Regions from separate parts of the Homo sapiens genome. Here region 1 is linked to region 2. A link is an interaction called in ENCODE POLR2A ChIA-PET data of the cell type or tissue named here. Cell type or tissue: HepG2. All regions are shown on one strand. Links, peaks and the distances in the headings refer to the core of each region. The heading gives the core; the rest is flanking DNA. Region 1 overlaps NEDD4L (NEDD4 like E3 ubiquitin protein ligase). Region 2 has its middle 29 kb from the start of MIR122HG.

Region 1 (5,378 bases), core at 178-5,177, 360 kb after region 2:
TCAACCTCGGCAGCATTTGGGGCGAGATGATCGTTGTGGGAGCTGTACTGTGCCGTGTAAGATGTTCTGCTGCATCTCTGGCCTCCACCTTCTAGATGTCAGAGGCATCTCCTAAGCTGTGACAATCAAAAATGTCTCCAGGCGGCCGGGCACAGTGGCTCACGCCTGTAATCCCAGCACTTTGGGAGGCCGAGACCGGTACATCACTTGAGGTCAGGAGTTTGAGACCAGCCTGACCAACATGGTGAAACCCCATTTCTACTAAAAAATACAACAATTAGCTGGGTGTGGTGGCAGGCACCTGTAACCCCAGCTACTCGTGAGGCTGAGGCAGGAGAATCGCTTGAACCCAGGAGGCGGAGGTTGTAGTGAGCTGAGATCACGCCATTGCACTCCAGCCTGCGCAACAAGAGCAAAACTCCGTCTCAAAAAAAAGTCTCCAGGCATTGCCAAATGTCCCCTAGGGGAGAAGGAAGGGTGCAAGACAGGCCCCAGTTTAGAGCCACTGTACTAAGTATTTAATAGAGATAGGCTTCTTCCCCTCCTCCCATCTACCTAGTCCTCTGAAGAAACCTAGGGATTATTCTAGACACCTCCCTTTTTTTGTACCTAATCAATCAGTGACCAAATCCAATGGAATCTGCCTCCTAAATACCTCCTGCCTTATCCCCTGGCTCATTTTCACCGTCATCACCATTTCTGCCTGGACAGCTCTGCAACTGCCTAGGGTTGTCCAACTCAAATCCAATCTCCCCAAAGCTGCATGGTGAGCTTTAGAAAAGCCCAGATTGCCGGGCCCAACGACTTGCACCTGTAATCCCAGCGACTCAGAAGGCTGAGATGGGAGGATTACCTGAGGCCAGGGGTTCGAGACCAGTCTGGGCAACATACTTACTAATAAGAAAAGCCCAGATCTCAACAGGTTTCTCAAGGTGCCTCAAACAATATAGTCCCAGCTCCTTGATGAGGTCCACAAAGCTGTTCACATCCAGCCACTTCTTCCTTTGGCTTTTACAGTCTGGCCACTCAGGCCTCAGCTGTGCCTTCCCCACCCCAACCCCACCCCCAACCAACCCCTGCTTGAAGCACTCCCGGACACACCACAGCGTGATGGTTCCACTCCGGGTGTCTACAACCGGACTGCTTGTTCAAGTCCTGGCTCAGCCACTTACTAAGTAGTTCTGTGACCCTGGGCAAGTTATTTAACCTCCTTGAACCTCAGTTTCCCCACCTATAAAATGACAGCACCTACCTCAAAGGGCTATTGTGAGGATTTATGTTATTTTTCTAAATGTTTATTTTAATTGATGAAAATTGTATCTGTTTGTCATGTACATGTTATTTCGAAATACATACACACTGCGGAATGGTTAATTCAAGCTAGTTAACCTATGCATTACCCCACATACTTACCAAGTTTGCATACGAAGAACATTTAAAATCTACTGTCTTGGCAATTTTGAAGAATACATTGTTACTAACCAGAGTCACCATGTCCCACAAGAGGTGAGTTTGTTTCTGTAGCACATTTACATCAACACCTAGCCAAGTGACAACTTCATGGACAGGATGAGGTGGGTTGGCAGATTCCAAACTTCCTAACACTGCTGTCACTCCAGGGGAGGAGTGACATCTCAGTTTTCTAGGTCTGTTGTGGTTTAACACCTGGGCAAGGAGGACACTGCCCTTCTTAGCCAGGCAGCATGGATCCTGGAGTCACAAAAGAAACATTGGTTTCAAGCAGATGCTCTGGTATTGACAGTGGCAGTTTCAACACCTTCTTTGCCCTTTTAAGAGCCTCTGGGGGGGAAATATGGTATAAAGCAATCAAACATGGGTCTGCAACCTTCTTCCGTGGAACACATTTGCCTTTCTTGGGGCCTAGAGAGGAGAGGTCTTTTCACTTAGAATTTGAGGAAAGAGAATAAAGAGTAAAATTCTCAGTAATGACACAGACTAGAAAATAGGAGGAGGGGCTGAGCACGGTGGCTCACACGTGTCATCCCTGAACTTTAGGAAACCAAGGTGGGAGAAACCGCTGAGCCCAGGAGTTAGAGGCCAGCCTGGCCAACATACTGAGATCCCATCTCTTAAGGAAAAAAAAGAAAGAAGAAGAAAATAGGAGGAGTAATCTATATTGCATAAACAAATTAGAATTCAAAAAGACATTTAAAAAGATGTTTTTGCTTTGACCAACTGACCTCATGATTATCTAACCTGAGATCATCACTTGAATGGAGTAAACGGTCAAGGGGTCTGATTCGGTGCTTGGGACTGGAGATAAATCATTGGGATGTGGCTGTGGCTCTGAAGAGGTGCCTAATCTATACGAGACAGACACATAAACCAACAATCCTTCATTGCTGTCAGTGAAGTATTCAGTAGAAGTAACTATGCAGAAAGGTGCTATTGAGTCTGGGATGTGAAGAGGGATAGTTGGAGACAGAGTGCCCAGCTTTGAACAGTGACCTCTGAGCTCACTCTTAAATAATAAAACACACTAACAGCTGTGATTCTGGATGCCCAGGCTTCATTGGTCCCTGACCCCTGTCCAGGCCTGTCTCTCCAGTGTGACAAGTACTCCAGTGCTACCCCAAATTCCTTCAGTTAATTCTTTCTCTGTTGAATTCATCAGATTCAATTGCTGTTGCCTGCAATCAAAACCCTATCAAAGATTTTGTATCAAAGAGAAGATGCGCTACAAGAAACTGGAATGGCTGGGAATGGGGAGGTACTGGTTCACGAGTAAGGCATTTCCAGTTTTGCAAGATGAAAGAGTTCCATGGCTAGACAGGGGTGATGGCTGCCAACAGTGTGCATGCATGTAATGCCACCAAACCATACACTTTAATGTGGCTAAGAGAGTCCATTTTGTCATGTGTATTTTACCACCTTTTTGAGATGGAGTCTCGCTCTGTCGCCAGGCTAGAGTGCAGTGGCACCATCTTGGCTCACTGCAATCTCCGCCTCTCAGGTTCAAGCGATTCTCCTGCCTCAGCCTCCCGAGAGGCTGGGATTACAGGTGCGTGCCACCACACCCAGCTAATTTTTGTATTTTTAGTAGAGACGGGGTTTCACCATATTGGCCAGGATGGTCTCTACCTCCTGACCTCGTGATCCACCTGCCTCAGCCTCCCAAAGTGCTGGGATTACAGGCGTGAGCCACCGCGGCCGGCCTTACCACCATTTTTTAAAAATTGCTTTAAGAAATTGGAATGGCTGAGTGAAGGGAAGTGGGTACTCAGAGTCCCACAATCCCAGTGTGGGGAAGTTGCTCATTCTTGATACACCAGAGAGCAAAAGCAGAGTGGGTTAAACTGCCCCTGTTGTCTGTTAGACCCAAAACTGTGTGCCTCTTCATTCTAGGCTATTTTAAAATTGCCTCAAGGCAGATGTGGTGGGGATTAGCAGGGCTGTGGGACTTACTGTTAAGACCCAGGAATTCCCAGAACCACAGACCTCATCTAGGTGAGATCACTGGCTGCCATTACCAGCCCATGGAATTGACTAGACACAAAACTCAGAGCCTGAGTTTTCCTGGGAGCAGTTTTGCCAAAGACATTCTCAGTAAGGCTGGAACAAGCCTGTGGCTATTCAACCCCAAGACAACCAATCCTGAAGCCCCAGACTAATGCCAAGCAGCACCCAAGAAAAGGAGCTTTGCCAGTGCCTACCCCATCCAGGTGCAGCTGCAGAGGACAATGACCAAGCGAGATTCTCACCCTGGACGGACTTCAGCAGAGGCAAGCTGCCAGACCGGCTGACCAAAGCAAACGCTCCCAGCTGTTCCTGTTCAGCCAGCTACCCCACTGTGAGTGTCTTATTTTCCCCTTTTCCAAATAGAAGGTTCATTGTAGTCATCCTGTTCTTTCTTGCCCATTGCAGGTTCAATGTTTTGAGAGACATAGCCTATTTAGTCATAAATCACCAGATAATTAAAAAAAAAAAAAACCTCCTTTCAGGTGTAATATTACCCAGAAATCCTTGCAATACTTAGCTGCATATTCGGGTCACCTCCCTGGAGAAAGGGAGCATGTGCATTTCACGAAGCCAGGGGCATTTCTGAAGGTGGATGGATTATCCAAGGTGTGGAATGCAGGGTCACCGTGCCTGACTTTACCCCTGGCTCAAAAGGTAAGAAAAAAAGGTAATTCTATCTCCTCCTTGCCACGGTGACTGGTTGCAGGATGAACAGATCTCAGCCTCTGTGGGCCCTGAGACACAACAGAAGATTTAAGGCACAGGAGGCCGTTCTCTTTCCTTTACAAGTACACAGTTATAAACAAACAAACAAAAAAAAAAAAAAAAGAGGGCATAGCTCTGGCTGGGCATGGTGGCTCACACCTGTAATCCCAGCACTTTGGTAGGCCGAGGCAGGTGGATCACTTGAGGTCAGGAGCTCAAGACCAGCCTGGCCAACATGGTGAAACCCCATCTCCATTAAAAATACAAAAATTAGCTGGGTGTGGTGGTACATGCCTGTAGTCCCAGCTACTCGGGAGGATGGGGCAGGAGAATCGCTTAAACCCAGGAGGTGGAGGTTGCAGTGAACCAAGATGGTGTCACTGCACTCTTGCTTGGGCTACAGAGTGAGACTGTCTTGAAAAAAAGTAAAAAAATAAAAAAAGGCATAGCTCTGTCAGTGGCAGCCAGCCTAGGACCAAGAAGCCCTGGAAAGAGCCAGGCTGTAGAAGGGAAAGCAGAAAAAACAATGAACCTGGTTCCTGAAGACATCCCTGAGCTGGCCCATTTCCCTACTGTCTAGGTGAACATTTCCTAATTGAGACATCATAGCTGAACAACATAACTAGTTCCCATGACAACTATCAATTATCTTTCACAATTTATGGGCCACCATAAAACACGAATTGAGACAGACCAACTCAAGCCTCACAATTCTAAGATGCCATCAACTGTCAGCTGTCACTTTTTGGGGGTGAGAGGAGTGGAGGAGGATGGTGTGAGTACAAGAAACCTACCAACACTTTAAACACATATCGACTGCAACATGAATTCAGAATTATTAAAAGGCTGGGGGAAGGGGGACAAGGACAAGTCTCTGATTAAAAGTAACATGGTGTTTGTCAACTCCTCCCTTCTGTTTGGGAAGAGATACACTTTAGGTCACACCCAACAGTGGCTGGATATTACAAGTCAGTTGAAAGAAACACTGAAGAGCTGACCGCTCACAGGTGAGTATAGCTATGCATAGCTATCACTTTGATATCTAAACCTATTCAACACCTTATACGGTCATGAAAAGGTCTCTAACTCAAAACCTAAGAAAACAATAATAAGGAGAAATGGATTTGAGTCTGATCACAGGAGACAATTTCCATAGCACACACAAAAAATTTCAGAGAACCCAAACCACTACT
Region 2 (5,378 bases), core at 247-5,246:
ATTCATTCATCCATCCGTGCATCCACTCATCCATGCATCCATCCATCCATCCATGCATCCATTCATTCGTCCATCCATGCATCCACCCATCCATGCATCTATCCATCCAAGCATCCATCCATCAATGCATCCAACCATCCATCCATGCCTCCATCCATCCATCCATCCAGCCATTCATCCATCCATTCCATTCCATCCATCCATGCATCCATTCATTCATCCATCCATGCGTCCACTCATCCATGCATCCATCCATCCATGCATCCATCCATCCATGCATCATCCATCCATGCATCATCCATCCATGCATCCATCCATCCATCCATCCATCCATCCATCCATCCATCCATTTATCCATTCCATCCATCCATGGATCCGTCCATCCATCCATTCAACCATGCATCCATTCCTCCATACATTCATCTATCCAACATTTTTGAGGCCCTTCTTTGCCGGGCCTTGTCCTGGGCTGTTGAAAAATGCAGATGAAGAATGTAAAGCCAGGTCTCAAGATGCTCATGGTTTATTCCCACATTTGTGTAATAGGTGGAACAAGCCGATGTGATTGGGAAGAAAAACTAGGAGCGTGTTCTACGTAATACACTGAGCTATTGAAGTGAGAGACTTCGTTATCTGATGAAACTTTCAGGGAACCTCCTTCTTTCCCATGCTGCAATGTAGGGTTTTACTATTTATCTTAGAAGTAAATTCCATATCTGAAGACTTCACTCTGTCAGAGCTACTTTGTTTTAAACTTAAATTCTCCCTTTTGCATTTCAGCTTGCAGCATTGGAAGTCAGAAACTTCAGAGAGGATGCTGAGCCAATGGTCACGGTACTTGTCACTAGGCAGAATTCTCTGGTGGGCCAAAGGGTGTGCTGGCCCCTTCAGGGCAGGGAGGTGGAGCTATGAACCCAGGACTCAATTCTTGCTCAACCAATCTCAAATTCTGTGACCCTATCAAAGTCACTGAACATCTCTGAACCTGTTTCCCCTTCTGTAGAGTGAAGGTGCAAACACGACTAAGAGCAACATTTGGTGAGAGGACGGATTGAGATGGTACACATGTCAGGGGCTTCTCATATGCACATGCAAAAGTACCATTATTATTATTATTATCTAGGGCACTAGACTTCTGGGAGCATATGCAGAAAAAAGAATCACGCTTGGAATGAAAAAAAGTGGAGGCTGGTCCCCTGTGCCATCTACACCAACCAAGGCAGCTTCTGACTGAAGTTTCCTCATCTGCAAAGTGGGGTTGATCATAGCATCTCCTTAAGTGGCGGTGATGTTGAAATGAGACAGTGTGTGAGCAAGTGCTTTGCATGAGGGTGGAAGAGTGAAGTCTGTGCCTTTGTTATAGAAACAATTATTCCCTCGCCTCACTACTTTTCCACTGGCTGTTCTTTTTCCTGTTTTTAGACTAATAAGTCCCTGGTGCCTTTTATGGTAAACTGCCTCTCATCCTCTTCGCAAGCAGATTGCGCCTGGCTAGTAAATTTAATAAAAGTAATATGTCTTTGTTTCCTTTGTGGGCACCAAAGCCCTTCTCCCTTTGCTTCACATATGCCACCTTTTCCCTCTATCACCCATTCCTTTCCTTTGCTTCATGAATGTAAAGGCAACTCTAATTGGTCCTTCTCTCTGCCTTCCCAGCTTGTTGTCTCAGCTGGTGCCTGCTCTGAACCTTCCATTGAAAGAAGCCTAAAATGAAAAGTGGGACCCCAGGCCCCATCCCCCAAAGCAACCACTGTTACCCATTTCCTGTGCCTTTTCAGAAATAGACTACGACCATGGACACATATGTGTAGATTGTAGCCTACATTTTCCTACAAATTGGGGCCATTACATATGGTGTTCCGAACCTGGCTTTTAAAATTTCACAATCTATTGTTGAGGTCATTTTGTGTCAGTACACATAGAGTTCCTTTATTCTTTATTTTTGGATGAGTAATAGGATGTGATGTGGGACTTTTCCACTTGTTCTGGAATTACAGCCAAGGGTCGATGATGTAAACAAAAGATGCTAGGTGTTCCTGCATTCTACAGAGAGCCCTGACCAGAGGCCGCCGTCGCCTCTGCAAATAACTTAAGAGGACTTGGAAACCTTCCTTATGCATCAACCACCCAGGCAGGTTTCTGTGGGGAGCACACTAGGCCTGGGAGGAGGTGGAAAATCAGCCTTGGGGACTTCTGTCTGCCTGGGGAGACGTGACTTCCTTTCCTCCCAAAAAGCTTCCTGTCATGTAGGTGGATGGGAAAGGGATCCTGGAGAGTCACTTGTGGAGCTTGCTAGAAGGGGAGACAACGGGCCTTCAGCCTGATGCTCGCTGAGCCGCGGAATCGAGGGTCCATATGAGGGCACGCCATGGAAGAAGGGCATTGAGACAGCCAAGAGGAAGCTTGTGTGACCATAGAGGCTGGGTACCCGCTGGCTGCCTGTGCTAGAGGGCAGAAGGGATCTGTGGGGTGTAGGACGCTATGGCTGGGAAGCCAGAGACAGCCCTGCCATCCCAGTTCTGGGGCCTCAGCACTACCAAGAGGACCTACTGGAGCTTTTCCAGAGTGCTCCAGGAGTGCCAAAAGTGGGCCTTGGGAGCTGGCATTCCCCAGGCTGGACCAAAAGGGGACAAAGCCCCTTCCTGTGGCAGGTCCCCAGTGACAGAGGGCCTGGGGTGGAGCTGAACACTGCTCCCATGAAAGCCACACCCACCACCTCAGAGACCACCAGGATCCCACAGAACCTTCTTCGCTAAAGCAGATACCAGGGAGCTCCTGCCTCCGACAGGCCCACCAGCAAGTGGAAGAACTCAGCCATCTGGCTACCTTCCTTGCCCCCAACATCAGGAGAGACCTCAGAGCTCAGCCCAGGCCACCCCTCGGCAGCTGCTGGGGAGGGGAGGCTTTTGAACATTAACAAGATTGGAATTTACAGAGAACTGGACACACTCCAACTACAGAACCTTCTTCGCTAAAGCAGATACCAGGGAGCTCCTGCCTCCGACAGGCCACCAGCAAGTGGAAGAACTCAGCCATCTGGCTACCTTCCTTGCCCCCAACATCAGGAGAGACCTCAGAGCTCGGCCCAGGCCACCGCTCGGCAGCTGCTGGGGAGGGGAGGCTTTTGAACATTAACAAGATTGAAATTTACAGAGAACTGGACACACTCCAACTACAGAAAGTTGCAGGATCTGCCCAAGTTGTCATTAAAGGACAGTCAGGAGAGATTAGACACAAGGCAGTTGAAAGGCAAATTAGGGGGCACAAAGGCAATTTAGGGGGCAGAAAAGAAACTTTATATTTACACTTCATGGATTGAGACTTCTCAATCAACTCCTTCCAGGTGCCACGGCAACCGGCTCTAAAAAGGGGCCATCATTGGTTTAAACTGTTCCTTGGATTGGTTCAGTCTCTTGCTAGTTCAAAAACAGTGCTGCCAGGCAGCTTCCCACGTAGACCTTGAGCTTGTCTCTTGTTTGAATCAATTTGGGGAAACATTATTCAGAGTTGAGCCTCATATTTTCATAGTTTGAATACATCCTCTGCCTCTTGAAGACTGCTGTTCTGCCCTCAAACTCAAACTCTTTTGAATTTGCGTGCCCAGTAGCCAGGCTGCCCTGCCTTGTTGGGGGTCTGGGCTCAGCTGTCTCAGCATGGTTCGTGAGGGTCAGGCCCACCCCACCCTGGGGGACAGGTGTTCTCTGCACTCTGTTCTCCAGATAGGGCCTCTCTTCCAGCACCTCGCTCTTGTCCTTTTGGTGGCTTCCTCCTCCTTCCCCATCCTTTGGGGGCAGAATCCTTCTGCCTGTTCCCTTTCAGGTCAAGTTCTGGATCCTTGGACCCATGTTGTTTAGGCGCTTGTATTACAGAGTGGGAGGATCAGCCCTTACCTGTGAAATGGACCTGGGTTGGAAACACTGTGGGTTTGACTCACAGAATGAGGGTCTCTAAATTCACAGATGGGTCCTGGGTGATACCATCTGTGAAACCTGATGCACCTGAATCACCTAGAGACAAACTCAATGACTCAGTTACTTTCCAGAGCTTGGAATAGAGCAGCTTCACTCATGGAGGGACAGGAGGGTGCCCTCCCTGGAGCAGGCTGAGGGCAGGCACAGCCACCAGGCCCTTTGCATTTTTGTCAAAGTAGTTGAATCCAATTGCTGCTGCTAATATTAGGTTGGTGCAGAAGTAATCGCGGTTTTTGACATTACTTTTAATGTCAAAAACCGCGATTACTTCTGCACCAACCTAATGCATGAATTGATAGCTTGGACTTAGTTCTGAGATCCTTTCTGCACATGTGGGCATCCCCCATGCTCGAGTTCATTTTGAAGCCACAAACACCCAGCAGCAGAGGCAGACAATTCCTAGTAATCTTTCAGAAAACTCAATTTCCAGCCATGTATGACAAAATGACTATTTAATGAAGGCAAATGTCATGCTTAAATATTTTTAGTTTTTCTTGTCGGTGAGTGAATCGTTTTGAATGACAGATTAAATTTCAAGGGGTGCAAGAATCTCAACAGAACACCATTCCTTTTCTAATTTTTTGTTCCATTGACTCTCGGAAACCCTCTCAGTGATTCAGGAAGCTGTCTAGGGCTTTCTGACAGCACATCATACGCTCAGCAGATCAGTGAAACCCCTATCAGTAGAGCTGCGACTGAACCCATTGTGAGTTCCGGTCCTCTTAAAGGAAAAGCTCTTCCCACTGAACGGGCTCCCATCTGCACCTGCTTTAGATTCTGTAACTTCCTCAACCCATTTGCTTCTTCTCCTTTAGAGGTGCTCATGGCAGAGGTCATTCTTTTTACTTCAGTGGCTTCAGTCGGCAAAGGCTTTTGCTAGGAGCTGCCTTCGTGGGTGACAGATGAGGGGACATGAGGATTGTGACAGGGCTCAGACACCTCTGCTCCCTTCCCTCCAAAGCCAGGAGAGAGCTCTGAAGGGAGGGGGGAAGGAGGGGTGAGGCACCCCCTCCGGGGCCTCTCCAAGGAAGGAATGGATCCTGCTGTCAGTTCCTCCCAGGTTCCAGCCTATCGCTTGGCTCTAGAGGAAACTCCAGAATGAATGAAGAAGAGGTTCAATGGATGACTAAGAATATGAACTGCGAAGTTCTGGAGACAAATGATAAGAGGTCAAATAGTGTGATGGGAAAAACTCAACCCACCATGGTACTGGAGGTTGAGTGAGTGGGCTTCGATTTATCCCCACTATTTGCTAACTGGGTAATCTGGGCAAGAAATCTCTCCTTTCAGAGTTTTAGTTTCCTCATCTATGAAGCAAGGGGTTTGGAGCAAATAATCTCTAATCTTCCCTCTCTATTGTTAAAATTCTCAGAGTAGATGGTTGCTATGCCCACCCCTCACCCTGGG

What was found. ChIA-PET counts read pairs that join two places held together with the same protein. Peaks named below come from ENCODE experiments on the same cell type or tissue, not always from the same donor. Only the 100,000 strongest peaks of a DNase experiment are listed, where the experiment ranks them.
Region 1: POLR2A ChIA-PET joins it to region 2 with 5 read pairs; 3 of 35 experiments call an interaction of 5 or more read pairs at or near these places.

The regions. Positions count from the first base shown.
Region 1 is chr18:58,055,825-58,061,202 of GRCh38, reverse strand. The region is part of intron 1 of NEDD4L (NEDD4 like E3 ubiquitin protein ligase); the gene reads right to left. Among named protein-coding and RNA genes, the nearest start is that of NEDD4L, 14 kb to the right of the region's middle. In HepG2, for the core only: no CTCF peak of the experiment used is centred there; no DNase peak of the experiment used is centred there.
Region 2 is chr18:58,414,588-58,419,965 of GRCh38, reverse strand. No RefSeq gene overlaps it. Among named protein-coding and RNA genes, the nearest start is that of MIR122HG, 29 kb to the left of the region's middle. In HepG2, for the core only: no CTCF peak of the experiment used is centred there; DNase peaks (open chromatin) are centred at 1,965 and 3,045.